Linked DNA regions of Homo sapiens: region 2 is linked to region 1. Evidence: read pairs that join two places in POLR2A ChIA-PET (ENCODE). Cell type or tissue: PC-9. All regions are shown on one strand. Each heading gives the region's core, and the rest is flanking DNA. Links, peaks and the distances in the headings are about the cores only. Region 1 holds the start of LOC124904503 (a long non-coding RNA gene). Region 2 overlaps SYT14 (synaptotagmin 14).

Region 1 (16,181 bases), core at 1-8,000:
ATAAATCTCAGTTTTCAAACCTGATTTCAATATTTCACATCACATTTGTATTTGGAGTCGATCCAGGTATCAGATTCAGCAGCAATCTGGAATGAAGCACCCTTTTTGCCGTAAAGGTGTGAGTGTGCTGTGTTGGGGAAGGCGTTCCCAGGGTCTCTATGTTCTTGTCCCCTGTACTCTTCTGAAGATACCAGAAATGTGACTAACCTTATCAGTTAGGACAGTTTTCACTTTTGTAAAGCTCAGAAACTTCCTACTTGACCTAGCCAGATCCATCAGAATCACATGCGGCCCCTGGACGCTCCTATACCAACTGCCGGCAGCTGCAGGAACATCTTCCTTCTGGCCTCTGAGTGTCCCTGGCTGTCCATGCTGCTGCAGAGCATGCTGGGAATTCACATCCCTCGTCCCTCTGGTAGGGCGGTGCCAGGTGGCTGGCTCGCTTGTCTTCAGCAGCAGCTCATTTTGTCTACTTTGGTAGCAGGCAGAGTGGCCACTGTTCTTTCACATACCCATGTCTTTCTAGATGTGACCAGTAGCACTTCTGTGCTAGAGTATATATTCTGGGTAGGTACCAGACCCTTCTCTTCCAGTTGAGAGATGCCTGACTACTTTTTTCTCCCACCAGAACCCCTGTCCCTTTTAGGCTGGGGTTCTTCTCATTCTTCTCCATTCAGTTTCTCAGGACCCCATTTCAGCTATGACTTGGACTGTAGGGGGTCCAGGGCCCAGGTCATGGTGGGGGCTTCGGGTCAAGGCTAATTATTGGCTGTATATTTGTTTTCTAAGTATTTTTATATGTTTTTAAAATGTTATCAGAGCAGTTTGTTTTGTTTTGTTTTCTATTTTTACTTTATGTAATATACCAAATAGATTACAGATTCAATCAGCCTTTTGTGGGCTGGCTTGGGACATAAAAGACACCTTGCATTCCAGGTTCTGAACACTCTGCTTGCAAATGAACTTTTGCAAGACAGTTCATTTCCAAGTTGGGTACTGCCTGTACTAATATTTTTCTATTGAAAGTTGCAGATCTTGCTTGAATTGTAACAAATGTAGCTCAATTTCCATTTTGATTTGCTAGGGTAGCCTGTTCCTTTCTCCCAGCTCTGTACAGAGCCATATGTAAGATACAAGGCCCATGTTTTTCTGTAACTGAGAAGAGCATCCTGCCCTGCATGGGGTGCCATTCTTGGCTTTTGTCGCTCTACCCACCAGATGCTTCCATGAAAACTTAGATGTAAATTGAATTTTCATCCATGGCATCCATTTCTAGATGTTTCTTATTTAAATAAGCCCTTTTTAGGATTGTTAATAAGAATGTAATGTGGGTAGTATTGTGCCCACTTCAGAGATGAGGAAATCTGGGAAGCTTTGTCACAAAGTGGAATTTGAGATGAAATAGGAGGTAGCCTTTCTGAGTGTCTCAGATCTACTCTTTACGAATGTAACACTAGCGGATGTCTTACAGCAGAAAAAAAGATGATTTTTTTTTCCTTTTAGAGTTAAAATTCAAGCATTTTAGATAATATTGGAAATATAGAATTATTTGCCAAGGCAAAAATAAGCAGACACATTTGAAAGACTTTTAGCTGCAGAGGAACAATGGTGAGGCAGCGTGAGAAAGTGAACACAGGGTCAGGCCCCAACAAGTTTTGGAGCTGCCACAGATTTCATGATCAAGGGCAGGCTCAGCCCAGCCATGCGTTGCTACTTCCAGACAAAGCGGCCTTGTCTTCACTGACTTCCCAGCTCTTGTCACTTCACTGGGTCAAGCCCAGCTGCTTGACTCCCTGCAGAGGCTCCAGAGTCCTGCAGAGATGACCCCTTCTCAGTGCTCTCCACAACAGCTCTCATAACAGGTCTGGGGTCGGGAGTGTTGTTGCTCAGGCCAATTCTGCCTTCACAGAAAAGTCCACGTGGCACAGACACACACACTCTGGGAGCTCCAAGGATTCCGTCTTTTGCCATCCTGACAAATCTGTCCATCCCTCTGTCTGACTATCCATTCATCTACCAGTGCTCTGAGCACCTCTCATCTTCTCATCTCTCTACTTCTCATCACCTTGCATGTGGGGTGGGTGGTTTGGAGCCCTAGAATTTACGGAGGAAATGGGTCCTGGTGAATATCCGGCAGAGGAAGGACATTGATATGGGTCCTTAGGATCAAGATACTCCTTGCTGAATATTTCTTTTCTCAGAGGCTGTAGGAAGTGGCAAGCACATGCTATTTTGGTCCAAATTCTAATCAAAAGAAGATATTAGATGTGACTAGAAATCATGACCTTTAGAAGAAAGCTTAGTTTTCTGACCAGCCCATCCCTTGAATGTTAGTCTGCAGCTGGGTTGGTAAACCTCAGTACTGCTGACAGTTTTTTTTTTTTTTTTTTTTTTTTTGAGACGGAGTCTCCCTCTGTTGCCCAGGCTGGAGTGCAGTGGTGTGATCTTGGCTCACTGCAACCTCTGCCTCCTGGGTTCCAGTGATTCTCCCACATCAGCTTCCTGAGTAGCTAGGATTACAGGCACCTGCAACCACATCCAGCTAATTTTTTTTATTTTTAGTAGAGATGGGGTTTCGCCATATTAGCCATGCTGGTCTCAAACTCCCAACCTCAGGTGATCCACCTGCATTGGCCTCCCAAAATACTGGGATTACAGGTGTGGGCCACCATGCCTGGCTGACATTTTATTTTGTTGAGATAGGGTCTCGCTCTGTAACCCAGGCTGGAGTGCAGTGGCACAATCTTGGCTCACTGCAACCTCCATCTCTCAGGTTCAAACAATTCTCTTGCCTCAGTCTCTTGAGTAGCTGGGATTATAGGCACACACCACCACGCCTGGCCAATTTTTGTATTTTTAATAGAGATGGGGTTTCACCACGTTGGCTAGGCTGGTCTCAAACTCCTGACCTCAAGTGATCCACCTGCCTCAGCCTCTCAAAGTGCTGGCATTAGAATCATGAGCCACCATGCCTGGCCACATTTTATTAAAAAAAATTTTTTTTTTTGAAGAGATGTGATCCTGCTCTGTCACCCAGGCTGGAGTACAGTGGTTGTAATCATAGCTCACTGGAGACTTGAACTCCTAGGCTCAAACGATCCTTCTGCCTCAGCCTCTTGAGTAGCTGGGACTACAGACATGCACCACCATACCTGGCTGATTTTTAATATTTTGTAGAGATGGGGTCTCACTATATTACCCAGGCTGGTCTTGAACTCCTAGCCTCAGCCTTCCAAAGCACTGGGGTTACAGGTGTGAGCTATGCTGCCTGGCCACTACTGACATTCTAGATTAGATGGCTGTTGTGGTGAGCTGCTCTGGACGTTGTACAATGCTTATCAGAGTCCCTGGACTCTACCTAGTAGATGCTAGCAGCATTTCCTGCCCTAAGCCTTAACAATTTTAAAAAGTGGGCTGGGTGTGGTGGCTCACTCCTGTAATCCCAGCACTTGGGAAGGCTAAGACCAGCGATCATTGAGGTCAGGAGTAGCCTGGCCAACATGATGAAACTCCATGTCTACTAAAAATACAAAAATTACAGCCAGGTGTGTGCCTGTAATCCCAGCTACTCCAGGGACTGAGACACAAGAATTGCTTGAACCCGGGAGGTGGAGGTTGTAGTGAGCAGAGATCGTGCCACTGCACTCTGCACTCCAGCCTGGGTGTCAGAGTGAGACCTTGTCTCTAAAAATAAAATCAAAAACAAGAAACAATTTAAAAAGTCTCCATGCATTGCCAAATGCCCCCAGGAGGCAAAAATCATCCCCTTTTAAGAGCAGCTGGTCTATAGCAATATTTAAGGGCTCTTAAATGACCACTCCCTTGGTCATGCCGATTTGCCATTCTTACCTTTACTCATCCTGTTCCTCTTCTGGATTGGGGCTCACGCCTTCCCTGTCCGGCCCTTACTCAGACTTCAGATCATAGCTGGCTCCCTGTCACGAAGCATTGCCTGAAGCTCAAGCTGAGCTTGGTGCTCATAGTTCCTGACACTTCCCTGCCTCTCTCTTTACTTCCTTCCACAAATACAGCTTTCAATGAGAGTGTCTCTGTGCTCAAGTCCATATGGAGCGCTGGGGACAGTGGTGAGCCAGACAGACAACATTCCTATGCTAGTTTCTCCTACTAGGGACAGGCTGACCGCAAACAAATGAACAATGGCCACAGATTGAGCTAAATGACATGAAGGCAGTAAACAGGGTGATAGGATAGCACTCTTTTGGGTGAAATCGTGTACCCTATTATGACAAATTTATTTGTAGAATTTTATTTGATGTTGTCCTTTCTGACTTAGATTGTGGGTCCCACAAAAGCAGGGCTGGGATTTAATCATTTCTGTATCTTCAATGCCTGGAGCAGAGTCAGTGAGTATTTTATTGAATTTAACTGCAGGAAAGAGTGAAGGGCCAGGTTGCAGCATGGAGGTGAGAAATACATTGGTCCTACGTGCCTCTAGATAGCCATGTAGGTAAGTGGGCTAAGTGGGACAGTGTGTAGAGTCAGAGTAGGGAGACACCATTCTGGGCACAAAAAATCACAAACTGCTTCTGGGAGAAGGGGGCTGACCTTCACCTGAGCTCCAGAGAATGAGTAGGATTTGGCAAGATCATCAGTAGAGGAGATGCTGTTCCAGTGGTGTTGCTATGGTTAGAAAAGGGAAGAATGTATTAGGGAAATGGTGAGTCAAAGTGAAGCTTCACTTAGGGCAGTGAAAGGGAGCTGGACCTGACTGTAGTCCTCCAGTTTTTGATGATGTTCAGGTTTGGAGGATTACAGCCCCAATCAAGAATGCTTTTGATCTTTGTCATTTCTTTGAGGGTAATGCTGATTGCACTTGCCAAGACAACAGAAGTGGTGTGGGTGCTTGCGTAGGTGCGGCTGTCAAGGGCTGTTCAGACTCCATATGCTTTGGTTTTTGCATCCTTTTTTTGTAATGTTTGCTCTTCCAGGCTGTCAGGGTAAAAGCCCCTCCCCCACCCCCCACCCCCTGCAGGCTCCAGTGTGCTGTGCTAGAATGGGGTGAACCCAGCCTTGCTGGGTTCTGGGGTGATCTGTCGTTGTATTTGCCAGTCCCTTTTTCTTTCTTCTTGCTGGTCTTCTCTCTAGTGATGCCAGGGAGATAGGGGAAATATTTCAGTGCCCACATTGCGTGCTCGATGAAGTAAACATGTTTCTAGACAGTAGCATCTGAACCAAACTGATACAAATGAAGTTCTATGTCAGGTATATTGTCATTCATTTTTTTCCTTTTATTTAGGATTCAAGATCATAGATTCTTGGCATAATGGAAAGAGCACAGGTTTGGAGTTGGATGGGCTTAAGTTCAAATTTGGCTTTGCTACATCTGAGAAAATAATTTGCCTCCTTTTTAAAAAAATGTATGTATTTTTTTGAGACAGGCTGAAGTACAGTGGCATGATCTTGGCTCACCATAACCTCTGCCTCCCAGGTTCAAGTGATTCTCTTGCCTCAGCCTCCTGAGTAGCTGGGGTTGCAGGCGTGTGCCACCACACTCAGCTAGATTTTGTATTTTTAGTAGAGATGCGTTTCGCCATGTCGGCCAGGCTGGTCTTGAACTCCTGGCCTCAAGTGATCCACCTATCTCAGCCTTCCAAAGTGCTGGGATTACAGGCATGAGCCACTGTGCCTGGCCTCATTTACCTCCTTTTAGCCTCAGTTTTATTACCTGCAACATGGGAATACAAGGTTATGGAGAAAGAGGTGATGGACAGAAAACACCCAGCATGCTTGTACTTAGTACAGAATAGATACACAATACCTGTTACTGTGGTTATTGTTACTTTTTTCTTCCATGGATGAATAATTCCTTCCTTTAGCATTAAGAATTACTGATTCTTGGTCGGGCACAGTGGCTCACGCCTGTAATCCCAGCACTTTGGGAGGCCGAGGTGGGCGGATCACCTGAGGTCAGGAGTCCACGACCAGTCTGGCCAACATGGTGAAACTCCGTCTCTACTAAAAATACAAAAATTAGCTGGATGTGGTGGCGGGTGCCTATAATCCCAACTACTTGGGAGGCTGAGGCAGGAGAATCGCTTGAACCCGGGAGGCGGAGGTTGCAGTGAGCCAAGCCTGCGCCATTGCACTCCAGCCTGGGCAACAAGAGTGAAACTCTGTCTCAAAAAAAAGAAAGAAAAAAAAAAAGAATTGCTGATTCTCCCTCTGTAGCAAGGAGGTAACGTTCTACAGAGAGACATTTACATGTAGAGGGGGACTGCTGTTGAAAGGAGCTCTCAAAATCCTAATGCATTATGAAGAGTGTTACAAGTAATCAATTCTGTTCTTTCCTGAGGACACATTTTCCCATGACAGGTTTCTGAAATTGGGGCAGACCTCTAAATAAGCTGTTCTTTCAGAAGTAAAATCAGAGAGGACTTTCCATTGCCTGTGAGGAGGCTTAGGAAGAAGAGACAGAGGCAGACGGGAGCTTGAATACGAATGACTATGAACATAGATAAAGAGGTACTTCTATAAAGACACAGTTCTTAGCTACTCATGCTTTGCCCATGAAGATTTTTAAGATTTGGCTTATTTATAAATGCCTCTGCATTTTAATACTTCAGGAAAACAACATTCCATTTTGACTCATTTAACACATGAGTTAAATGCACACCTGCTGTGTAAGCAGCTTCCAGGCCACGTGCCAGGGATGCTGTGACATTCCAGGCTCAGTCTCTGTCCTAAGTGGGCTCTGAAGTTTGGGGGAAGGTGATGATGTGACAGTGAGCTGGTGGTGCAACAGCCACTGGGGCTTGTAGAGACAGAGGGTGCAGAGAACCCCAGCGGCAGGGACTGAAGGGAGGTGATGGCTGGGAGACGGGAAAGGTAGGTGAAGGGTATAGCATGCCTGACGACCTGGATTTGAGTGAAATAAATTTGGCTTGGCTAGAAGGTTGAGTTGTGAGGAGGGCAAATGACTCAAGACAGGGAGGGGATAGATCGTAAAGGCCATGAAGTGCCATATGCGGAGTCTGGACTTTATCCAGAAGGCAGTGGTCAGTCATTGAAGGGTTTCAGGTGCCATTTGTTCTGTGGACTCTTTCTGGAGCCCTCTGACTGATTTTCCTGCCTTGCCCTGTCTCTCTCTTCTTTCTCTTCTCTCTCTGCATACACATATACACACACACACTCTTGATCTGTTAGTTTTGCAGAGCTAAACCCTTGATTCTACCTTCACCTTATTTTCTCCTAGCTTCTTCAATGACTTTTTTTTTTTTTTTTTTTTTTTTTTCCTGAATGCAGAGTCTCACTGTGTCACCCAGGCTGGAGTGCAGTGCATGATCTTGGCTCACTGCAACCTCTGCCTCCTGGGTTCAAGCGATTCTCCTGCCTCAGCCTCCCAAGTACCTGGGATTACAGGTGCCCATCACCATGCCTGGCTAATTTTTGTATTTTTAGTAGAGATGGAGTTTCACTATGTTGGCCAGGCTGGTCTTGAACTCCTGACCTCATGATCCACCCATCTTGGCCTCTCAAATTGCTGGGATTACAGGTGTGAGCCACTGCATCTGGCCTTTAAGGACCTTTTTAATGAAACAAATAATATTTCCCATGAACTACTAGATAGAAGAGAGAGAGAACAGAGCAGGGTACCTGGTGGCTAAAAATTAATAAGCAAATTTGATGTTTATCCATTCACATTGCAGATGCTATTTTTTTTTTTTTTTTTTTTTGGAGACGGAGTCTCACTCTGTCACCCAGGCTGGAGTGCAGTGACATGATCTTGGCTCACTGCAACCTCCGCCTCCCGGGTTCAAGCGATTCTCTTGCCTCAGCCTCCCGAGTAGCTGGGACTACAGGCATGTGCCACCATGCCCAGCTAAGTTTTTGTATTTGTAGTAGAGACGGGGTTTCACCGCATTAGTTAGGATGGTCTTGATCTCCTGACCTCGTGATCCACCAGCCTTGGCCTCCCAAAGTGCTGGGATTACAGGCATGAACCACCACACCTGGCTGCAGATCCTATTTTTACGTTAGGCAGAGAGCTACAATTCCTATTCCTGTTCTCACCAGGAAATCACTAACATCTTACATTTTTCCTACCTGTCCGCAAATTTACATGTCAGGAAGAAAATCTAGCATGGATGAGACTAGACAAAAGGTCATGTACTGATGGGTAAAGAGCCGGCATTCTTTGTGTTCACAAGAAGGAAGCAAACCTGACCTTCCATCACCAATCATGGGTTTCTTTTTTTTCTTATTTATTTTTTTGAGACAGAGTCTCACTCTATTGCCTGTGTTAGAGTGCAGTGGCACAACCATGGTTCACTGTAACCTCTGCCTCCCAAGTTCAAGCGATTCTCGTGCCTCAGCCTCCCAAGCAGGGCCTACAGGCATGTGCCATCATACTTGGCTAACTTTTTGTATTTTTAGTAGAGACAGGTTTTCAACATGCTGGCTAGGCTGGCCTCAAACTCCTGTCCTCAAGTGATCCACCTGCCTTGGCCTCCCAAAGTGCTGGGATTACAGGTGTGAGCCACCCTGCCTGGCCTAATCCATGGGTTTCTTGCCCCTGACATTTTGGAGACTCTTCAACCCACATTCTTTGGAGGGGCTGGCATGGAACACAGGAATCTGTCTCTGCTAAGCAAGCCTCTCTGGGAAGGGGAAAAACTGTATAAAATCCAGTTTTCTGGTAAGACAGGCTGAACATTCACGCACACAGCCAAATCACTTATTAATCTGCTCCCATCAGATGGAGGGAAGCAGAGAGATGACAGACATGCTGGAATAATCTTTGAGGGGCTGCGGCTTAATGAAAATGAGTTAAGGCCTAACCTCTGTAAACTCACCAGAGTTTACACACATGAAACAAAGCAAACGTTGCCAAGAGATCAATGTTCCTTTATAAGAAGTCCCCAACCCCAGTGGGCATATTCACCTCAATTCAGCAAACATTATCAAGAGTCTACTAATGTTTGAGGGAGTTCGATGCAAAGATGAAGACATTCCCACTGTTGAGAATGGTGAGAAATTTCTCAGTCACAAACCAGTCAGCTTACAAGTCAGTGCTTACTGCCTGCTTTCTGATCTGGGTTGTGATAATGCTGTGGGTTAAGGAATTAAGAGGCATTATTTCTCTACTCAACAAGTTTATACTCTATTTGAGAATTCCAGGAGGACACCCCTAGCTTTAATATGGCTGATGTGTGAAGTATTTAACAAGGGCCAGAGCTGTACACAGCCAGGACAATTGGCCCTGCTCGTGGGTCCTGCCTGAAAGCTGGCCCTGGCATGCCATTTAACAAAGTGTTTTCCATATGTATGATTGTCCCTAGTCGGTGTAGCCAAAAATTGCTGGGAGAGTTTCTAGCCTTGGAATGATCAGAGAAGACTCTCTGGAATAGGTGGATTGGAGCTGAGTCTTGAATAGAAGTACTATGTTTTGAACTGACCCAAGCCTATTTTGTTGTTTAACAAAAATAAAGTTCTTTGGTTTTACTCTTGGTAACTTCTGTCACTTGGAGATGGACAGGAGTTAAATGTCTTCTCTCCCACAACCTTGCCACCAAGTGGTATGTTAAACAGTGAAGGTGTCTAACTGAATTCTCCTACAAGTACAAACATTCATTAGGTAGGGAAGTACAAAACCATCATTGAACTTGTTCCTGAAAGCTTGTGAAGCCTCTATTGTCTGTCTTTAGGTACTCCAACAAGCATCTTGCACGGAAGTTCCTTCTGAGGCTGGTGCAATTCTATTCTGCTGGCTGAAGCAGTTACCCTTCTAGTCTGATTAGAGGATAGAGCCTTATTAAAGCAAAGGACACAGACCAAGAGAGTGTTAGACTTTCAGTGCTTTGGGTGCTGGGCTCAAGGGAGGTGTTTTTTTTTTTTTTTGTGATCCTTCTGGCTCAGCCTCCCAAAGTGTTGGGATTACAGGCGTGAGCCACTGTACCTGGCCTCAAGGGATTCTTACATACATGCTTCATTATTACAAGGGTATCAGAGCCTGAGAAAAATTTTAATCCATCACATATTGAGCACCATGCTTTTCATTACTAAAATATTTATTTCTAACATTCCTTATGCTAGTAAACTTTCAGGTGCAGCTTTAGGTACCATGTTGGAATTATTTGAATTGTAGTCATGTCTGGGAGTAGATTTCTGATTAGAATCCTTCAAATGCTAACTCACTCTTTGTGGACTCCTCATTTGGATACTTTCAATGTTAAGAACTGTCCTTAGAGGTGGATTAAAGTTAATTTACACACAAACATGGAAGTGCTGTAACATGATTCAGACTTATATAAGTGCCATAACAAGACTCAGAGAGAAAGGGGGACGGGATTATTCCAGCCTAGGGCAGGTTGAATAGTGGCGGGATCTGAAATTTGGGGGGAGGTATGGGGAAGTGGGAAGGAGGGAAAACATTTCCTTCTCTCAGTACATTTCCTAAAAGTGGTGCCTGTCAGCATTCTTAAAAAGGTTATTACCTTTTAAAATCATGACATGACAGTTGATAAGCCTTTGTTAAAAAGAAATTAAGCAGCAGCAGCAAGGTAAGAGCGAGATCACAGGGGCACGTGGGAGAAGATGTAAAGTGGGGTGTCTTTGTGTGGGGAACTGACTGATGCTACTTTCAGGGATGACAATAGCTGCCGAAAAGTTCGAGATGGATGAAGGTTTGTTATTCCATCATGATTTTGCTCCCAGGTTTAATGAAAGCAAAGCTCAGGTCAAATTCTATCTGGCATGTGTACGTTTATTAAACACTTACTAGGCAAGCAGTGGAAACCAGTTTACACCAAGCTGATCAGTGGAATTGATGGAGTCCTTTAAGGAGCTTGCATCACCACCTTGCATTGAATTTGTTACTAGGTAGATAGATAATAGAATGTTATCTAGAGAAGGATGGATTTGGGGCTTTTTTGCAGACAGGCAACCAGAAATTCTCCCAACTATGTGGCTGAGTTTAGGATCTTAAAGGCCATCACTTAAGGGGGAGTCTCCAAATTGTCTAAGCCAGTCTGTGTCTCCAATGTTAATGTTGCTAATTAGCAAGTCAGATGTCACCAGGGAAAGTTACACAGACTTTTATCATGCAAGTATTCAGACCTTTGACATGGAAAACAAGAGTTAACTGTCTTTGCAAGTTCTGTTACACAATGTTTAAACAAACAGTGACAATGAATCACTTAAGCCTAAAGTTGCACCATAATGTTTTCCTCTTTAAGTCTTTTTTTATAAAACATGATCTGCCTCCCCAGGGCAAGGCTTACAAAAAATTAGCTTATAACTGATTTGTTTCTCTCCACGGAAATCTTTAGTAAAAGGCGAAAGATTTATTCGATCTGAAGAGAAACCAGTGTAATGCTACAAATTAGTTCAACTCATTGTTGCAGTAACCGCAACTCCTAGTACGCCGATGGTGCCTACAGTTCGCACAAAAAGAATTACTGCCTACAGTTTGCACAAAAAGAATTCTTTAATCTTCCCATAGTTAGAAATGTTGAGTCAAAAGAAATATTCTTTTAAGCTTTAAATAATTTACTATGTGCAGGGTACTATGGGTATGCAAATGAGATGTTGAGTCATCACCTTGAGATTCCACACCTTGTTATTCACCGGGTGCCTTTGGTGCTACCACTAGGGGGCGAAGTAGAGGCCATGCTAGCTGAGTTCTAAATCCCATCCTGGGTTAACCATGGAAACTCGTTTTAGCCCTTTTTGTATAATGGGACTTGGAGTACGATTTGTTATCTTTAGCATCATCTTATTTTGAAACAATTACACATTTACAGGAAGTTGCAGCAGTAGTACAGAGAGGCCTTGTGTACCTCTACCGAGCTTCCCCAGTGGGGAATCTTTTTTTTTTTTTTTTTAATCCCTTACTTTTAATTTTAGATTCCAGGGGTACATGTGCAAGTTTATTACCTGGGTATATTGTGTGACGCTGAGGTTGAGGGTATGAATGATCTTGTCACCCAGGTACTGAGCACAGTACCCAGTAGTTAGTTTTTCAGGCCTTACCAGTCCTCCCTGCCACCCCCCAGCAGTTCCTGGTGTCTGTTGTTGCTAACAGGAGAACCTGATGGTTAGCTCCCCAGTGGGGAATCTTCCATAGTGAACTCAAACCCAGGAACTTGACATTAGTACAACCCACAGACTTTAATCAGATTTCACCTGTTTTGCAAGCACTTACTTGTGTATATGTATATAGTTATATGTGGTTTTATCACATGTGTAGATTCATGTAAACACCAACATGACAAAGATACAGAACCTTGAAGAGCTACTCTGTGCTGCCTCTTTGATGGCCATACTCACCCTCCTCCTCTTCATCTCTAATCCCTGAAAAACCACAATGCTTTTAAATATATATGTATGTGTGTATGTGTATATACACACACACATTTAGGATTCTTATATCTTATTGGTGAGAAGATATTTTTATCATTCTGCAATGACCCTTTTTGACCCTGGTGATTTTCTTTCTCTGAAGTCTACTTTATCTGCCATTGGTAGAGCCACTCCCACTTTCTTTTGATTCATGTATGTATGCCATATCCTTTTTCATCTTTTAACTTTCCACCTCCCCATTTCATTATATTTAAAGTGAATTCCTGTGGACAGTCCAGAGTTGGGTCTTTTTTCTAGCAATCCATTCTGCCAAGCTCTGTCTTTTAATTGCTGTATTTAATTTGATTGGGGTTTATTCAGCTTCTTGAATTTGTAGGTTTATGCTTTTTGCCAAATTTGGAGATCTTTTTTTTTTGCCATTATTTCTTTGAACGTATTTTTAACCTCATATTTTTTCTTCTTTCCTTCTGGAAAATTTAATGACACCAATGTCAGATCTTTTGTTCTTATATCAAGGGTCTCTGAGGCTGTATTTTTTCAGTCAGTTTTCTCTCTCTTGTTCAGATTGGGTGATTTTTATTGACCTATCCTTAGGTTCAATAATTAAAAAAAAAAAAAAATCTCACTCTGTCATCCAGGCTGGAGTGCAGTGGCACAATCTTGGCTCACTGCAATCTCTGCCTCCCGGGTTCAAATGATTCTTCTAACCCTCCCAAGAAGCTGGGATTACAGGCATGTGCCACCATGCACAGCTAATTTTTTTTTTTTTTTTTTTTTTGTATTTTTACTAGATAGGGGGTTTTGCCATATCGGCCAGGCTGGTCTGGAACTCCTGGCCTCAAGTGATCCACCTGCCTCGGCCTCCCAAAGTTCTGGGATTACAGGCATGAGCCACCACGCCTGGCTCAATAATTCTTTCTTATGTAATCTACTTTTGCTATTAAGCCCATCTAGTAAGTTATATATTAAGTATAATGCATTAATGTAAATGTTAATATTTATATCAACATTTACTTAATACTTAATTTTGTTTTGCTTATTGTCGTTCCTTAGGCCCTGAGCTCTCTAGCCAGTCTGCTCTTTTCACCATTCACAATCCCCTTACATTCGTTTTATATGTTACATCCAAGGGTTTTAGCTGTCGTTAGTGGAGGGATAGGGATAAATGTGTGTACTATATCTTGTCTGAAAGCAGACGTCTCTGTGTTGTAGCTTGTGTTTTAAAGTAAGTCTTAGGCATCATAAATGAGTTATTTTATTAATACGCAAATAGATTTCTGAAGAAAGATGGTGGAAGTAATGGACTGTGGGGGAAGGATGGGGCAGTGTGCCCTGAGGATGTGGTGAGCCTTGGTCTCGTTCTTCTCTGTCTCTATTCCCAGTCTCCCAGGCCCCTGGGCTGCCTGTGACGGCTGGTGGGTTCAGGGGTGCGCTGGGTGGGGAGGTGTCTCTTGGACAGCTTGGGCAGCTAATGGGCAAAGGGGACAGATGTAAAGATGTATGGGAGAACTCCAGCATAGTTCTGCTCACCTGTTTCCCTGGTCTTTCAGGCAGTGTGTAAAGTAGAAAGGTGGTAGCTGGGATTATGGAGGGTTCCCTTCTTCTTCCCCTAGATAGATGGCAAAAATGTTAGTTCTCCCTTTTTCTCTCTGAGATCACACTTTCTTTAATTGGCCTTCTGCCCTGGGGGCCTCCAACATTTTGGGACTCCATGTGGAGTTCCAGTTTGCTATGTCTGCCCACTGCAGAGATGTTCTGTACAAATCAGCTTTCTTGCATATGTGAAGACTTCCTAAGTATAAAGTAAGTTCTTTGAGTGTGAGGATCATTTTAGGGGCTGTGGCCCCCAACAGGCTGGGGATCTTTTTTCCTTCCACGTTATTGTGACTCACTTTGTCTTTTTGATATTCTGGGAAAGTGACACTAATGGTATGTGTGATTTATTAGCATAGTTTGAAGCTGAGGAATCATGATTCTGTGTAATTTGTTCTCTAGTCATCTCATTCTATTACATTTTTTTCATCATCTCCAATTTGTTTATCACCTTTTTTCATTGTTTATAGCTCTTTTTTCCATATGCTGTGTAGAAAATAGTGTTTTTCCAATTTGAGAGATGTGGGGAAAATAATACAGTTTTGTGCCTTCAACTTCACCCTGAAACTTAATATTTCTTTTTAAGCATTTGATTCCTTCTTTGCTGGCTTTAGGAGGAAAGGAAAGGTGGGAATATGGCATAGACAGAGCAGGGAGACAGAATCTATTCAAGTTAAACCGAATAGACTCTGCAGTCTTGCTCTCCTGCATAATCCAAAGTGACTTCTGAGAAACAGGTCAGTAGGTAGAGTTGTGACCAGAGGATGTTACTGAGTTTAGGTTGGCAGTTGGGCTGAAGATACGCAAAATAACTTACCCATGTTAATTAGGTCCTCTTGATGTAATTAAACCCTCTTAAGAGGCTTTCTCTTTTCTTCTCCCACAAAACACCTCCCCTTTACCATTTTACACTGGACCAATTTGCCTGGCTTCTGTGGCGAGGGGCAATGAAGAGGCTGGGAATGGTACACAGTAGAACAGGGCAGCCTGTGCCTGTCCTGTTGGCAGCATCCCTGCCCTTGCAAGCAACTTCACCTATGCAGGAGGGTGAAGATGTTTCAGTAGGGACTTTGTTATTTACAGAAAAAAAGGTTTTATTAGTGGAAGCATTTTATCTTTAAGAAAGTATTGATTGAGAGAGAGTGTTGTCTCTGGAAATTGTAAGCAGTAAAATGATTTAGTTCAAATTCTTTTAGAAATAGAAAAGCAGCTGTTGAAGGAAAAAGAAAACTCTTCCAATAATTGCTCAATGAATCATTAGCCTGAGTTCATTCGGAGAGCAGTGCCTCTTTTGTGCAGAATTCTTACAAAATTAGTCTCCTTTTGTGTTTCTTGTCTGGAGATTTACGGGCCATTAAGGTCAGTTTGCTGCCTTTGAATGTGCAGGGAAACATTTATGATTTCAAGAACCTTATAAAGGTTTTCCCTGATCTTGGATAAGTCTTACTCAGTGTAATTAGAAATTATATATGGTCTCAAAGTAAACAATAAGCAAATAATGCTATTTAGGAAATAGGTACAGAAACATGTATAGTATTTCTGTAGTATTTTATTTTTACAACTTGCTAGATATAAGGATAAGGAAAATAGTAAATATATTCAGCTCTATACTGTTTTCTCTGAAGGAAAAAGAGGTATAATAATGAAAAATATAAACTGGTTGGTAAGGTAGGTCATTTCCTTGTTTTTCTTTAAAAATTGATATACAATAGTTGTATAAATTTTTGGAGTACATGTGATACTTTGATACCTCTATACAGTGTGTAATGATTAAATAAAAGTAATTGGGATATCCATCACCTGAAACATTTATCTTTTTTTTTTGTATAGAGAACATTACATATCTTTTGGTTTTGAAATACATAAATGCATTTGTGACTGTATTCTAACAAACAGTCACTGCCATCATTACCTAGTTCTTGAGCATTCATTGGGTTGACCTAGCTGGTGTTTTCTTCCATTTCATTTTCCTCCATTGAATAGACTTATTTCAGACTAGTGTTCTTCAAAGTGAACTGTTTTCATAATGCTTTTGTTATAAAGCTGGAGCTGGATTCCAATCAGAGGAGACATTTCTTCCGTAGTATGTTAGTCATGGTTCCATTGCAGACAGCAGAATCTATTGCAGTTATTTTAAAAAGAGAATTATTGCAGGGATTTAAAGACATTTGAGAATAATAGAAAAACCTGTAGGAGCAGGCACTAAGTGAGCTACCAGAAACAGTTCCAAGAGCCACTGTACACAACATCTGCTGCCACATAGCTCC
Region 2 (16,181 bases), core at 3,049-11,048, 310 kb before region 1:
CAGATATTATTGGTGCTACTAACTTTGCTTGTTTAAGTGGTGTGGTGTCCACTAGATTGCTCCATTTTGGAAGACCTTTTTCCACTTTTTCGGGAGTAAATAATTTCTGGATTGATACTTTGAGACTGTGTGAATATCCTGTTCCCCAATACCTAGTGGTTTTAACATTCATTGATGATTCTTGACTAAATCAATTATTACCTTTTTCTTTAGTATTGATACTCATAGATTCTTTTTCTATTCAGTGTTATCCACTCCTGTCATTTTTTATTTGGATCCCCAAATTGTCTCAAATTGGGCTATCAATTGTTCACTCAAACCGACTCCCACATCTTTTTGATCTGTATGTGTCCCTGTATTAGTCCATTTTCACACCACTGATAAAGACATACCCAAGACTGGGCAATTTACAAAAGAAAGGTTTATTGGACTTACAGTTCCACATCACTGGGGAGGCCTCATAATCATGGCAGAAGGTGAAAGGCACATCTTACATGGTGGCAGACAAGACAAGAGAGCTGCTGCGGGAAAGTCCCCCTTTTAAAACCATCAGATCTCATGAGTGAGACTCAGTCACTATCACAAGAACAGCGCAGGAAAGATGCACCCCCATAATTCAGTCACCTCCCATCGAGTGCCTCCCATGTCACATGGAACTTGTGAGAGTTAAAATTCAAGATGAGATTTGGGTTGGGACATAGCCAAACCACGTCATTTCGCCCCTGGCCCCTCCCAAATCTCATACCCTCACATTTGAAAACCAATCATGCTTTCCCAACGGTCCCCCAGAGTCTTGTCTTATTTCAGCATTAACTCGGAAGTCCACAGTCCAGCATCTCATCTGACACAAGTCAAGTCCCCTCTGCCTATGACGCAGTAAAATCAAAAGCAAGTTAGTTACTTCCTAGATACAATGGGGGTACAGGCATTAGGTAAATACAGCTTTTCCAAATGGGAGAAATTCACCAAAACAAAGGGGCTACAGGCCCCATGCAAGTTTATAATCCAGCAGGGCAGTCAAATCTTAAAGCTCCGAAATTATCTCCTTTGACTCCATGTCTCGCATCTGGGTCATGCTGATGCAAGGGGTGGGTTCCTGTGGTTTTGGGCATCTCCGCCCCTGTGGCTCTGCAGGGTACAGCCTCCTTCCTGGCTGCTTTCACAGGATGGTGTTGAGTGTCTGCGGCTTTTCCAGGCACACTGTGCAAGCCATTGGTGGATCTCCCATTCTGGGGTCTGGAGGACAGTGGCCCTTTTCTCACAGCTCCACTAGGCAGTGCCCCAGTAGGGACTCTGTGTGGGTGCTTCGACCCCACATTTTCCTTCTGCCCTGCCCTAGCAGAGGATCTCCATGAGAGCCCCACCTCTGCAGCAAACTTCTGCCTGAACATCCAGGTATTTCCATACATCTTCTGAAATCTAGGCGGAGGTTCTCAAACACCAATTCTTTTTTTTTTTTTAATCTTTTATGTGGATTTTGATTTTTTTTCTTTTTTTTTTTAAATTATACTTTAAGTCCTGGGATACATGTGCAGGACATGCAGGTTTGTTACATAGGTATACATGTGCCATGATGGTTTGCTGTGTCCATCAACTTGTCATCTACGTTAGGTATTTCTCCTAATGCTATCCCTCCCCTTACACCCCACCCTGCTGACAGGCCCCAGTGTGTGATGTTCCCCTCCCTGTGCCCATATGTTCTCATTGTTCAACTCCCACTTATGAGTGAGAACATGTGGTGTTTGGTTTTCTGTTCCTGCCCAAACACCAGTTCTTGACTTCCGTGTACTCACAGGCTCAACACCACGTGGAAGCTGCCAGGGGTTGTGGCTTGCACCCTCTGAAGCCACGGCCCGAGCTCTGTGGTGGCCCCTTTCAGCCACGGATGGAGCAGCTGTGATGCAGGGTATTGAGTCCCTAGGCTGCAGACAGCACAGAGACCCTGGGCCTGGCCCACAAAACCACTTTTTCTTCCTTGGCCTTCTGGACTGTGATGGTAGGGGCTGCGGTGAAGACCTCTGACATGCCCTGGAGACATTTTCCCCATTGTCTTGAGTTTTAACGTTTGGTTCCTCATTACTCATGCAAATTTCTACAGCTGGTTTGAATTTCACCTCAGAAAATGGGATTTTCTTTTCTGTCACATTGTCAGGCTGCAAATTTTCCAAACTTTTATGCTCTGTTTCCCTTTTAAAACTGCCTTTAACAGCACAAAGTCACGTCTTGAATGCTTTTCTGCTTAGAAATTTCTTCCGCCAGATACCCTAAATCATCTCTCTCAAGTTCAAATTTCCACAAATCTCTGGGGCAGGGGCAAGATGCCGCCAGTCTCTTTGCTAAAACATAACAAGAGTCACCTTTGCTCTGGTTCTCAACAAGTTCCTCATCACTGGAGACCACCTCAGCCTGGATCTTATTGTCCATATCACTATCAGCATTTTGGGCAAAGCCATTCAACAAGTCTATAGGAAGTTCCAAACTTTCCCACATTTTTCTGTCGTCTTCTGAGCCCTCCAAACTATTCCAACCTTTGCCTGTTACCCAGTTCTAAAGTTGCTTCCACATTTTTGGTTATCTTTTCAGCAGGACCCCACTCTAACTGGTAGCAATTTACTGCATTAGTCCGTTTTTACACCACTGATAAAGACATACCTGAGACTGGACAGTTTACAAAAGAAAGAGGTTTATTGGACGTACAGTATCACATCGTTTGGGAGGCCTCACAATCATGGCAGAAGGTGAAAGGCACGTCTCACATGGTGGCAGACAAGAGAAGAGAGCTTGTACAGGGAAACTCCCCTTCTAAAACCACCAGATCTTGTGAGACTCACTCACTATCATGAGAACAGTGCAGGAAAGACCCACTCCCATATAATTCAATCCCTTTCCATTGAGTTCCTCCCATGACACACAGGAATTGTGGGAGTTACCATTCAAGATGAGATTTGGATGGAGACACAGCCAAACCATATCAGTCCCAATCAGGTCTTGAGTCCTTTCTTCCTTTTAATCCTTTTGTGAGGAAGGACATTTAGAAATGAAGATCTAGGTGTGCTTGTTACTGCTGGGTATCATTTCATCTAGGCTCTTTTAGTGAACAGTTTATTTTGATACCACGCATTCAATCCAGTACCAGAGTTCTTCCTCTTATTTCTCTTTTCTGTATTTGTATCTCTCTTCACCCATAGAACTGTGGTTCCTAGCAAAATTCATGTATGTATTAATTTGCTCAGTCCTACGATACATATAAAATAGTTTAGGTATTGCTACTTAAATGCCAGTACCAATAATAAATCTATTACATAAAATTCAAGAATTTTGGTTGCGTAATGTTTGTCCTCAGAATATATCCAATAAGGTTGTACAGTATACTGTGTTCAAAAGTTATTTGCATTAATTCTTTTTTGTGGTTATCTGTTTGCTATGAATATAGTTCACTTCACACTTTTTATTTCATTCGATGTTGAGTTTTTCAATTTGTTTTTGAATATGTAAAACATTAGTCTAAATTAAAAGCTAAATAAAAACATATACTCAGATAAATCCCATTTCTTTTTTATTTCTTCTGCTTCATTCCCACTCACCTGTGTAGATAACCACTTTTTTTAGTTTCTGGCTTATCATTCCTGTGTTTTGTTTTGAAAAAATAATTATGTGTGTCTTGTTATTTTCCCTTCACATAGAATACTACATATGTGTGTATGTGTGTATATGTATTTTTTCTTTTGCATTTTTCTTTTGTTACTTATTTTGGAAACCACTCCATATGAATTCACAGAAATCTCCTTCCTTCTTTTTTACATCTGCAGGTTATACTTCTGAATAAGCTCCTAACTTATATTCAGCCAGTATCCCACGTTCATGAGAAATACCTACCTTTCAGACCACTTTTTATAGGATATTAATATCAGATTCTTTGAAAGCATAATTAGCCTCATATCTGTGTTACTTTCTCTCCTTTACATTTAATATGATTGAGACTGCTAACAAAATCTTAATTGTTTTTAGAAGATTGTTGGATTTCTTGTCTGCTACTTATGTTAACTTTTGGACCCTTTTTTGCATATGTATAGTCAAATTTCTTGATTTGTATCCTGAACTGAAGTCAATCAGGAACACACTGTTGTCGAATTGTTAACAATAACTTGTTAAATTCTTTTTGAGCTCTTGGTTAAGTTACTCTTTAAGAGCAATTTATTTGGATTCTAATTATAGAATTTTCAGTATATTCTGGCTGTTTGAGTTTTTTCCCCCATGACAAAGTGTTTGGAGCAAATTTTAGGGTTTTTTTTTTCTGATACAGAGTCTTGCTCTGTCGCCCAGGCTGGAGTGCAGTGGCGCGATCTCGGCTCACTGCAAGCTCCGCCTCCCGGGTTCACGCCATTCTCTTGCCTCAGCCTCTGGAGTAGCTGGAACTACAGGTCCCCGCCACTCTCCAGACCTGGCGCAGTGGTTCACGCCTGTAATCCCAGCACCCTGGGAGGCCGAGGCGGGCGGATCATCTGAGGTCAGGAGTTTGAGACAAGCCTGGCCAGCGTGGTGAAACCCCGTCTCTACTAAAAATAGAAAAATTAGCTGGGTATGGTGGCGGGCGCCAATAATCCCAGCTACTCAGGAGGCTGACGCAGGAGAATCACGTGAACCCAGAGCCGGAGATTGCAGTGAACTGAGATCACGCCACTGCACTCCAGCCTGGGCAGCAAGAGCGAAACTACATCTCACCAAAAAAAAAAAAAAAAAAAGCTCTCCAAGCACAGAAACAACGGCATTCTAAAGCAATTTATTAAATATTAAAGAGTTGACAGGCAGAAAACATTATAAATGCTTAGGAGTCCATTTAATAAGTTGCTAACAGGAAATTATTGAGGTGTTTAAATTTTTTAAATAAAAAATAGTTCCATATACCCATTATAAGCTTATTTTCCTTTTATTAAAATTTAATTCACCTTTAATGTTACCTTTAAATTTTAGATGTGATATTAAATGCCAAGATCATTCTGCCATATTCTCTACATTTTCTTATGACTACTACTAGTATTACAATTTTATACAATATCCTACATGACTACAAATTTTCTTTCCTTTATTTGTACATAAGGACAAAGCCCAGATCAAAGAAGGGCAAATTACACCAGAACATGGAAATAATTGTATCCATACAATATCAATATAGATCAACATTTTAATTTAACTTTTTATGTTCATGCATAGAAGGTAGAATTATATTGTAGTAGAATCTCCTTTGGTTTTTTATTACAGTGAATCACTAATTTATGCCACTGTAATTTTATTTTTGAATGCCTGCTATGCTATGCACAGAGATAGAAAAAGAGCTGTTTAAGAGAAGATTAACGTCTTTCTGCCAAGTTGAGAAGCAACAGGTGGTTTGTGTGCTGAAGTAATAGTAGTGGTAAAATATAAGACTGAAAAGTTAAATTGGTATAGATCATTTAGGGTCTTAACTGATGGGCCAAGCAATTAGGACTGCTTTTTAGGCAGTGAAGGCCATTAGAAGATTTTAAACTAAAAGCTTTACATGACCTGACTTTTGCTTTAGGAAGATAACCCTATTAAGTCTATGAAGAATGGATTGGAGCTGGTGGAAATGAGAGGCAGGAAGATGAGTTAACTGTTGAGGCAGGAAAATTGTTTGGTTTAGTTGAACAGTAATAGGTAGCTTGTCAAATAGGTAAATGTAACAATTCCTAGCATTCATTAGGTAATTTTGTGGATTGTGTCTATAGTTTGAGTGCTTACATGTTCAACTTCTGGTACCAATCTCATTGAAATCTAGAGCCGTTAACTGTTATCCTAACTCTGGTCTTATCATCACAGCACCTTTAATTTTCTATTAATTTATGTATGTAAGTATATTACAAACTCAACAGTCTTTTTTGTTTGTTTTTTTACTTTCTCATTTTGGTATAAAGCCTATCTTCCAGTAGCTTCCAGAGAAATAGTGTATAGCAAGTGAGCTTTTTGAGATGCTGCACATTTGAAAATCTCTTTATTCTAACTTGTAATTGATTAATGGTTTGGCCAGGTATAGAATGTCAGTTTGGAAATCATTTTCCTATAGAATTTTGAAGTCATTGCTCTATTGTCTTCTCACTAATAGTGTTGCTATTTTGGTTCTCATTTATTTTTAGATATTTTATTTTCTCTGCAAGTTTTAATTATTATTCTTCCTGTGTTGGGAAATTTTGTAACATTGTACCTGGGGTACAACTTTCATTGTTGATGCCAGGTATTTGGTGGACACTTTCAGTTTGAATATTCATCTCTTAAGATGTAAAAAAAAATTGAATCATTTATTTCATAGTTCCTTCCATTTTCTCCTTTGTTTCTGGCAAGATTATTCATTTGATATTGAAAAGCCTAGTTTCCTCCCATACTGTAACTTTCTGCTATCACATTTTAAAATATCGAGTTGCTTCTCAGTCTCTGATGGTTTCTTACTTTAAGTAATTGTTCCTATTTTATGATTGTAATATCTTTTCATCACTAAGGATATTCTTTTCTTCCATCTTAAGCCTTTTTCTTGTTCTTATATTACATTTTCTTTTTTTTAAGTCTCTTGTCTTTTATATTGGAGGTTTTCTCACATATGTAGAGATTGTCATATGTAACAGTGATACGTAGAAAAGTAGATTAGAAACTGTGTGCCTGGACTGAGTTTGTTATCAGTGACTTCACTGCTAGTTGATTGGGAAGGAATATGACCATTTCATTTCAGACTCCCACATGTCAGTGTTTATAACTGTTGTCTCTTAGGCCCCTTAATTTTTCGGAATAATCCTCCATTATCCTCATTATCCTGCTTTTGTTGAGAAGTGTGATATACTGCTTGGCTGCAGCACTCTTGGAACTGAGTAATAAAAGGTAGCTGAGCATTTAACTGTTCATCAGATTTTCACTTAATTCTCTGTTTTCAGAGGGGGAGTGCTTATCCCTGTTTCCTCTTATGCCTGATGTTCCTTAATTGGATTCTTGGGTGCCTATTATAGAGGACACAGTTTGGGGTGGGAGTGTTGATATTGCTTACTGGGCAAGCTTTCATCTGCCTACTCTTGTTTTAGCATACTTCTTACCCACTACCTTCTAAGGTACTAATGCCTTCAATTCCTGAGCCTTTCTGGACCTCTGTTGAGTGAAAGGGCTTGTTTCTCATCATATTCTGATTTTCACATGAGTCAAGAGATGAATAAGCTGTGGAAAAACTTAATTCTGATCCTGTCTTCAGTGATTATTATCTATGTGATATAATAAACTTTTCAGAGTCTTTTCTTAAATGTAAATTGTCTAAAAATACTTGCCCTAAAGAGTTAGTGTGAGGACTAGAAATACTGCATGTCTTGGGATATGATAGTTCTGAATAAATGGTAGCTATTAACATATTTGTATTTATGAAAAGTCTTTATGTATAAAATTAAATAGGTATGCCCATTGATAATTTGTTGAAAAAAGTAAAAGTTAATGAACTTCAAACTATCTAAAAAATGGGAACAGCTAGCTTTTAATTGATGTTTTATTGATTGAGAGGGCAAAATATGTTTTTTTTCCTATTAGAATGTCTTAAAAATAGAATTGTTGGCCAGACACGGTGGCTCATGCCTATATTCCCAACACTTTGGGAGGCTAAGTCAGGAAGATTCCTTGAAGCCAGGAGTTCGAGACCAGCCTGGTCAACATAATGAAACCGCATCTCTACAAAAAAAAAAATACAAAGAATTAGCTGGGTATGGTGGCGTGCTTGGGAGGCTAAGGCAGGAGGATCACTTAAGCCCAGGAGCTCAAGACTACAGTGAGCTATGATTGTTCCACTGAACTCGAAATTAAAAAAAAAAAAAGGATTGTCTCCCATATAAAAAGTTAATTTGTTATAGTTATTGGTTATATATCAACTAAAATTTAAGTCAAAGTGAGTTCTCAGTTACCATCTCCAGTTCACCTTTAACCATTTAGAAATCTCTTCTAAGTAGGTGTTTTACTTCTCACAGAACATTTAGAAACATCATGTAAATAAGATTTTTGATGCTATTTTTAAAAAATGCTATTTTGCCTAAGACTAATCCTCATTTCAGATTTAAAACTCTGTAATTATACAGTTAGAGGCAAACTTTATTTTATATTCACTTTAAAAATTGATATAAATTAGCACCCAATGTGAAACTTACCTTTATAAGTTTATGTTCTTTAAAGTACATTTGATGACATCGTATTATAAAAGCTGTACTCAACTAAATATTTCCAACATTTATCCTTATGGAGCTGTTGTCTCTCAAGAGCTTTCAGTGAAACTGTGGGTGAAGGAATCTATAGGGCATGCAACTAGATGAGAATTGAACCAACTAAAAGGTAATTGAGACCTCACCCCCCACCAAAAAAATATTCCACAAGTTTTAAACATGTTTTTCATTAAGGGGTTCTGTGGATCCTTGGTAGGGGTTTGTTCTAGGAGTAAGATAAAATGAGGGTCAGGGAATCAGAATGAGGAGGCAGAGCTCGAGCTCCTTATTTCTTCTTTTATTAGTTTAAATAGATTAGATTTTATTTGAACAAAAGGTTCTATAACTAAAAAGTTTTTTTGGGGCCGGGCACAGTGGCTCATGCCTGTAATCCCAGCACTTTGGGAGGCCAAGGCAGGCAGATCATGAGGTCAGGAGATAGAAACCATCCTGGCTAACATGATGAAACCCCGTCTCTACTAAAAATACAAAAAAAAAAAAAAAAATTAGCCGGGTGTGGTGGCATGTGCCTGTAGTCCCAGCTACTCAGGAGGCTGAGGCAGGAGAATCACGCCACTGCACTCCAGCCTGGGCAACAGAGCGAAACTCCGTATCAAACAACAACAACAACAAAAGTTTTTTTGAAAGCTTCCAGTTGTTACTATTATTATTTATTTATTTATTTATTTTTGAGACTCAGTCTTGCTCTGTCACCCAGGCTGGAGTGTAGTAGCTGCAGTCTCGTCTCACTGCAACCTCCACCTCCCAGGCTCAAGCAATTCTCCTGCCTCAGCCTCCTGAGTAGCTGGGATTACAGGCGCACACCACCACACTGTGCTAATTTTTGTTCTTTTAGTAGAGATGGGGTTTTGCCATGTTGGCCAGGTTGGTCTGGAACTCCTGACCTCAAGTGATCTGCCTTCCTCGGCCTCCCAAAGTGCAGGGATTACAGGCATGAGCCACCACGCCCGACCCCAGTTGATATTGATAATTGAAATCCCAAGATTGGAGACAAACCCAAACATGAGGTAGTATAAATATCTAAATTAACCTTTCCTTGTTCTCCCATTGTTTAAAACCTTCTCTAGTTGGCCAGTTCTTTGCAGAGGTAATTTGGTCATCATGCATCATGGCTGACTTTGTACCTTTGTTAATATTGTACCCCAGTTTGAAACATTGAACCCTCTTTCAACCTATTTAGCACTGCATTTCAAGGCCAAAGTTAAGGCCAACTCCTGCCATGAAGTTTTCTTGCCAACACTCTCACAGATTAATCTTTCTATTTTCAGAATTTCTATAGACCTCGGTTGCTTTGGATATTCTTTTGTTATGTACAGTAACTTGTTTCACTTCACTTTGGTATGAGTTCCCCGTATCTCACATAGTGCTTGCTGGATGCAAATTTAATAAATCAATAATTTTTTTATTTAATTGGAACAAAGTTATGAACTTGATTTTTCTAATTAAAACCTCTCTTGCCCTTATTACCATTAGCCTTTGATTTTGTTAATGATTTATATATTTGGACTTCTTGAGTTTCTTGAGTTTGATTCTTTAACATTCCTTATGATCTCTTTCATTTTGCATTCATCTTGATATGGCCACAAAATGGAGTAATAAATCATTCATGTTTGACAGCTAGCTATACTCCTACTTCCCCATAGCCTGACAACAGAATACTCCTTCCATATGCAGATTTCTTGTGACTATTTGGGGGTAAGGAGGACCATCTCTCAGAATATACAGAACACATAAACTTTCTCTCCCTGTGTGTTCTTACATAGGCATTTGATTAGGTTGTACATTTAGGTCTATACCTACCACAGATTATAGTGATGTATAAGAAAGATTGTTTGTCCCTATATTAATTGTGTTTGTATCAGGATGTTTAATGGGACTTTTCTTGAGGGTTTTGTTATTCTGGAATCGGTGACTAGGGACCGAAAGCTGGAATAAAGAGGTAATAGTAATTCATCTCTCTATCTAAAATCTTGAGCTAACAGCCATTGACATTCTGGGTCAGAGACTTCCCTACGTATTTATTATGAGGTAGTCCAAACTGGTTTTATTGCTCCCAAATATCAGTCTAACTGCTGTGCTCCCACTCCCACACCATATCAAATAAGCAGGAGATGAGGTAGGGGGAGAAAGAGAGTTGGAGTTTTGAAGTTGGGAGGTACTGTGGTTACAGCTCTTCTGCCTCATCGTCTTTTTCAGTGGGCACTTGAGATTTGTGAAGAACACGGAGATATTTTTGAGGCTCCCTTTGAAGGAGCATGGAAAATAGAGGAGGCAAGAGTTATAGGGCTAATCAGGCAACCAGCAAACCAGGGAATTTGTTACCTAATTAGGGGATTAGGAGTATGGACTGCTGACCACAGGGGAAGACTTGGCTGCCCTCCTCTTGGTAGTTCCTCCGTGACTGCAGAGGCTGAGATGAAGCTGAATATCACCCAAATGAATTATCTGCGTAATTTATGAAGAAACCACCATATCAGCAAAAGCTACCACAGCCAACCAGTGCTAGAGTGAGGTTTAGGGTACCTTTCTACTACCTGCATGCAAACAGTAAGGCAGTCTCAGCAATTTCTGCTATTCCTGTTCCTTACCCCAACACATCAGAGTAATTAGAGGTGGAAGAGAGGGGAAAATGTTCCCGAATGAAGTCATTCAAGGTGCTGGATGGAGTAAAGAGGATTAAAAGTGCAGACCTCACTTTGTCTCCCACTCAAAAGTTCCATGAACAGAAGCTTAGCTGGCATCAGAGGGAGGGAGTAACAAAAGCAAATACATATATAGTGCTTGCGATGTAACAGGCACTGTTTTAAGCCCTTTACTTATATTAGTTCATTTAATGTTTTGACAGCACTGTGAACTATGAACTATTATTAATTCTGTTTTACAAGTTAGAAACTTAGATATAGAGAGGAAATTAAGTTAGACCTGGGAATGGAGTTTTAAATTCTACTAGCTTTAAATTCTACTAGATTCTTTACTAACAGAAAGTGACTGGTAATGAATGAACTCTGCCTTAGGATCAAATTAAGGGCAGGATGAGAGAAATTCACTATCATACAATTAAAACATAAGGATTAGAATAAAAATTTCCCATGCAAAAAATTCCTGGGAATTTCCCATGCTAAAGTCCCATACTAATTTGGGAATTAATTTGATGGCTAAGAGTTGACAAATTCTCTTACTCAACCTGAGTAAGATAAATTATATATATACCTGTATATGCATGATGACAAGAAAGAATATATATATATATATATATATATAGAGAGAGAGAGAGAGAGAGAGAGAGAGAGAGAGAGACATGAATAGGATTACATTAACATTATTTCCAAAATAATGGCAACTGAAATAATTACTGTCAGAGTTGTGGGCCCTAGGATGTAAAGAGGCTGTTCTTTCAGTTCATGCACTGCATGTTTTCTTCCCAGGGTGTGAATGCATTGCCAGAATTGGCAGGATAAAATAATTTATTAGCCACCACATTGCACTAGGGGTCCATACTCTTCTCTGACCTCAGGCCCGATAGCCTGATATGGCTTTCTGTGAAAGATATCTCCTTTTCTTATTGTGAGTGTTAAGAGTCTCATTGCACTTTTCAGAAATTTGGATTGTTACATTCACTTCACCCTCTAATTTGCAAGACATGTTTATATATAGTCTTAGTTTAAGATGCTTTCTCTGAAGGCATCTCACCCTCCCATATAAATCAGTGGATGCAAGTTTATCTACAGTGGGTGGAGAATGAGGAAATGGGGTGGGAACTGGGAAGTGGGAAATTGAAGGATATGGGTGCCATCTAATTCCATTGTATGAGAGGTATCTGCATCTCAGCTCTAGTCTAGCATTGGTCCTTGCTACATCTGTTTCAGCATTGGAATTATATGCAACTTCATTTGTTTTTTCTTAAGCATAACTTAGACGTAGTTAGAGCCAATGGGTATGGTTGTATAGGTCTGTACTCAGGAGACTTGTAAATAGCAGACATGGTTTCTAATCTTACCCTTTGTATAAACTATTACCTTAGGCATGTCACAGGCTCACGTTTCCTTTTGCACAAATGTTAAGGTTAGGCAATGCGATCTAAGGTAAGGTCCATTCCACTTCTCACATTTTGAGTTCCTATGTTCCTAAGTAGAGCTACTAAAATTGCATTTTATTGCCTTTATAATTGCCAGCATAATATGTAAAGTTAACTTCAAAAAATAAACTGGTATGCGGTTTATATTCTGTAATCTTTCTTTTAGTTCTTTTATATAGCTACTTTTCTAAAATTTATCATTTGTCTCTATGTCAGGATTAACGTGAGAATTCTGTGTGCTTTGAACTTTGGTGCTGTATTACAAATATTCCAAAGTAGGTTTGTAAAGGAAGAAAACTCTGAGCCAATTACTTATTTACCTTTAGAGAGGTTTAAAATATTCATTGGTTGTACTTGTGGGCAAAAAATATGGAAATTTAAAGGGAAACAGCCCTCTAATAGAAAGGAAAAAATATATATATTCAATCCATGGGCCATGCTGCTATTATTGCTGAGTGAGATCACATGTCCTTTTTTAGGGCAATTTTCCATTTGCTGTTGCTGTTATGATGTTAAATTTCTATGCATCATTTTCTCCAGCTTTAATTGGCAGTTGAATTGCTATAAAACATGTTTTTCTGCTATTTTCTTACAGAATACTTGGTGAATAGATTTGATCAACAGCGTTATCTATAAACTCCTAATTAAATTCAGGGCTTAATCAATTAAGACATCTTTGATTTATCTACTCTGTCATCGTTATTTAAGTTTTTTATCTTTGCAAGAAAACTGAAAAGATATGTTTTGTTTACCTGAACTAGATTCTCTGTCTTCACTGAAAGGACTTCCATGCCTTTATTGTATTTCCCAAAGGCCTGCCATTTAATCTTTTTTTTCATTATCTCAGATACCATTGAATCCTTTTTCTCTATCCCATTAATTTCATCCTTCATATTACTACACCTTGACATTAATGGCCTGTCATTGTAGAGGATATTATGTTTGGTATGTCAGTAATACTGAATAGGACTAATACGAAATTTTCATAATTGAGTTGGGTTGCATGAGCAATGATGTTCGTATCTGGAGGGTTTCTTTAAATGTTGAGTCAAATTTGAAGCTTCTGGGAAGAAAAATTATCAAAATATATGCGTTTATTCTTGCCTATGCGAATTTTAAATCAGAGGCTAATCAACTGTGTGTTACATTTCAAGTTATTGGTAAACATTTATGTTCTTAGTAGCCTCAAAAATAGATGTTTATAGACTAAGGTTCAGTTATCTTTTTTTCCTTATTCTTTTAAAAGCAAATATCCACAGTAAAGGTGACATAAACTAGAGTCTGGTATAATGGATATTCAATGCTGTATCTTGACATGCTTAACTAAGAAAACTCAATTTAAGTTTGATAGACTTGAGCTTTTACAGATGAGGGTCACTTCTAGACATGTAACTAGTTATGGAAATTTAGTAGTGGGGTTTATACTTAAGGAATTTAAATGAAACTAACTTTACTGATACAAAAATAGTAATCTGAATTTAAGTATTAAAAGTATTCTCAATTCACAATATAACTTAGAACTTTGATTTTGTAATTTTATGTACATGTTGTTTGTTGGCTAAACTTCATATAATCTATTGTTATATTGTGAGCTTTGCTATTTGAATCTTATTCAGCTTTGTCTCTTTCAGTATTTAGAGTTAATTTTCTAAGACTACTGTAGTTGCCTTATTTTTTCAATTATCTCTTTTTTTCAATAGTGTAAAGATCTATTATACAGTGGCTTTGCATTTTTGGCATTCCATTGCAGAAAGTATCAATTTGTCACATAAAAAGAAAAATTAGATATACTTTATTCATGTTAAAGTAACACCCTAGCTTTTTTAAAGGCAGCTTTGACTTAGACTTCCAAGCCTGAGGATATTGATTTGAATTATGCATGACTGTCTGGTGTGCAGTTGCATTAGCCTGCTGGATGGATAATGTAAACATGTTCTGAATTTTAAGTACACGACAGTATATGAGTGGCAGGTTAAAAATAGAACTAATAACCAAGTGCATATTTGGAAATTTGATTCTTACAGTGTAAAACTATCCAGGGATGATCTCTGCAAATGGTTGACTGCAAATATAATAACTTGTTTTGTATTCTACAAATATAAAAGATAGTGTCTGATAAGTATACTGGGTCAATGATTTTTTTTCTAATTTGTCAAACTTTTGACACTAGAAAACAAAAGCACAATAATGTGCAAATGAATAAGGATTACCTTTCACAGATTATTAGTTGATTGCTCAGCCATGCTGTTTCTAACATATTTTTCAATAAATAGGCAGGAAGATTTGATGCTTGTTATACCACTTTGCCATCAACACGTCCATTTTGAATTCTAGAATTGCAGTGGGTACAACTAAACGTTGTAGTTTACAAATGAAATTTGACATTCTATTCTCATGAATTCCTGTACCTTTCACTCCCATTTCAAATTGGTAGAAAACAGTTCATTCTAACTACAATCTGTATCTTTGACACTTATATTTTAATTTACATTTCCAACTATACATTTTTCCTAACGTTTTAATTGTTCTTTAATTGTGAAAATAATTTCTAGTTTTAAAGTTTAATATTAAATGTTTTAGTTTTTTATAGTTTATGTGCTTGTATTATATATGCTGTGTGTATGCATGTATATTTATTTGTGCATGTTGGTAAATTTGACCGTTTTTCTTTTGCGTTGATGGTATTTTTCTTCTTGATTCATAATTCATGAATATTAAGAATATTAGCCTTTGTTGCATGTAATATTTTTTCTAGTTTTTTTTTTTTTAACATTGATGGTGATTTTGTTGACCCAAAATTTTTATATTATCTCAGATTTTTTGTTTTTTTCATTTATAGCTTCTGGATTATATGTCACGTTCAGAAAGACCTTTCCTGTTTTGAGATTTGGAAAATTTTGTTCATGTTTTCTTCTAGTATTTTTATGGGTTCATCTTTTTTACCTGTAAATCTTTGAGCTAGCTTTGATTTTTGTTGCAAGAACTGAAGTGGAGATCTAGCATTCTTCTTTTCCAAATTGCTGCCATTTATCACTATGTTATTGCTGGAAAATCTAATTTATTAATCACTGATTTGAAATACTGCTTTTATCCTATATTAAATTCCTTTTTGGACTTGTATCTATTTCTGAACTTTATTGTGTTCCAATTAATTTCTCTATGACAGTGTCTAATGCTGTAACATCATATTCCTTGTCAAATCTTTTATGGTTATTCTTATTCAATAATTTTTTCAGCTGAACTTTTAGAATAATTCTGGTGCAATTTTGAATGAGATCACATTGAGTTTATGTTGAGTGTTTCTTGATTACTTTTAATGCAGATTTTAATTACCGTTGTGAAGTTTTTTGATGCCCTTCCTTTCCATTTCAAAATATTCTTATGTTTTTATCCATCATTTCTACGTTGTATTCTAGAGGCCAGATACTTCTCTTATGCCTTAACTGCTGTCTTCATTTGGCCACAGCTGGAATTGGTTATTAGTAATCACTTATTCTTTTTTATTGTGTGATGGACTTCTTTTTTCTCCATGATTCACATTCTTCCATTCTTAAACACTCCTAGGTTTCCCTATATGAAGAGTACCCTCCCTCTAATCTTAATTTTTTTTAGTATTTTTTTAAAAATCAACTTGAGATATAACAGCCTTCTAATCTTTTAAAGTCCTTTTAACACCCTCTTTCCGTTTCTTATAAATCTCTTTAGAAGGCTAGCTGACAATGCTTTCATATTTTCACGATCCATTTTTCCAAATCATTTGAAAGCTGACTTTTAGTTATCCCACACTAGTGAATTTTTTCTATTTAGTTTTTCACTGTGGTAAAATATATACGCAGCATACAATTTATCTTGTATAA

The links. Peaks named below come from ENCODE experiments on the same cell type or tissue, not always from the same donor. Only the 100,000 strongest peaks of a DNase experiment are listed, where the experiment ranks them.
Region 2: POLR2A ChIA-PET joins it to region 1 with 9 read pairs; 3 of 35 experiments call an interaction of 5 or more read pairs at or near these places.

What each region holds. Positions count from the first base shown.
Region 1 is chr1:210,362,938-210,379,118 of GRCh38, forward strand. The region is part of intron 3 of HHAT (hedgehog acyltransferase); the gene reads left to right. LOC124904503 (a long non-coding RNA gene) reads right to left here and starts at 4,009. Exons shown (of 2, transcript XR_007066866.1): 1 at 3,850-4,009; 2 at 1-2,244. It also overlaps the pseudogene RNU5A-8P. RefSeq lists enhancers at 10,111-11,023, 11,024-11,935 and a silencer at 11,611-11,700. In PC-9, for the core only: no CTCF peak of the experiment used is centred there; a DNase peak (open chromatin) is centred at 4,074; H3K27ac peaks cover 910 bases.
Region 2 is chr1:210,047,943-210,064,123 of GRCh38, forward strand. All of the region lies in intron 4 of SYT14 (synaptotagmin 14), which reads left to right. Among named protein-coding and RNA genes, the nearest start is that of SYT14, 120 kb to the left of the region's middle. RefSeq lists an enhancer at 9,071-9,240. In PC-9, for the core only: no CTCF peak of the experiment used is centred there; no DNase peak of the experiment used is centred there.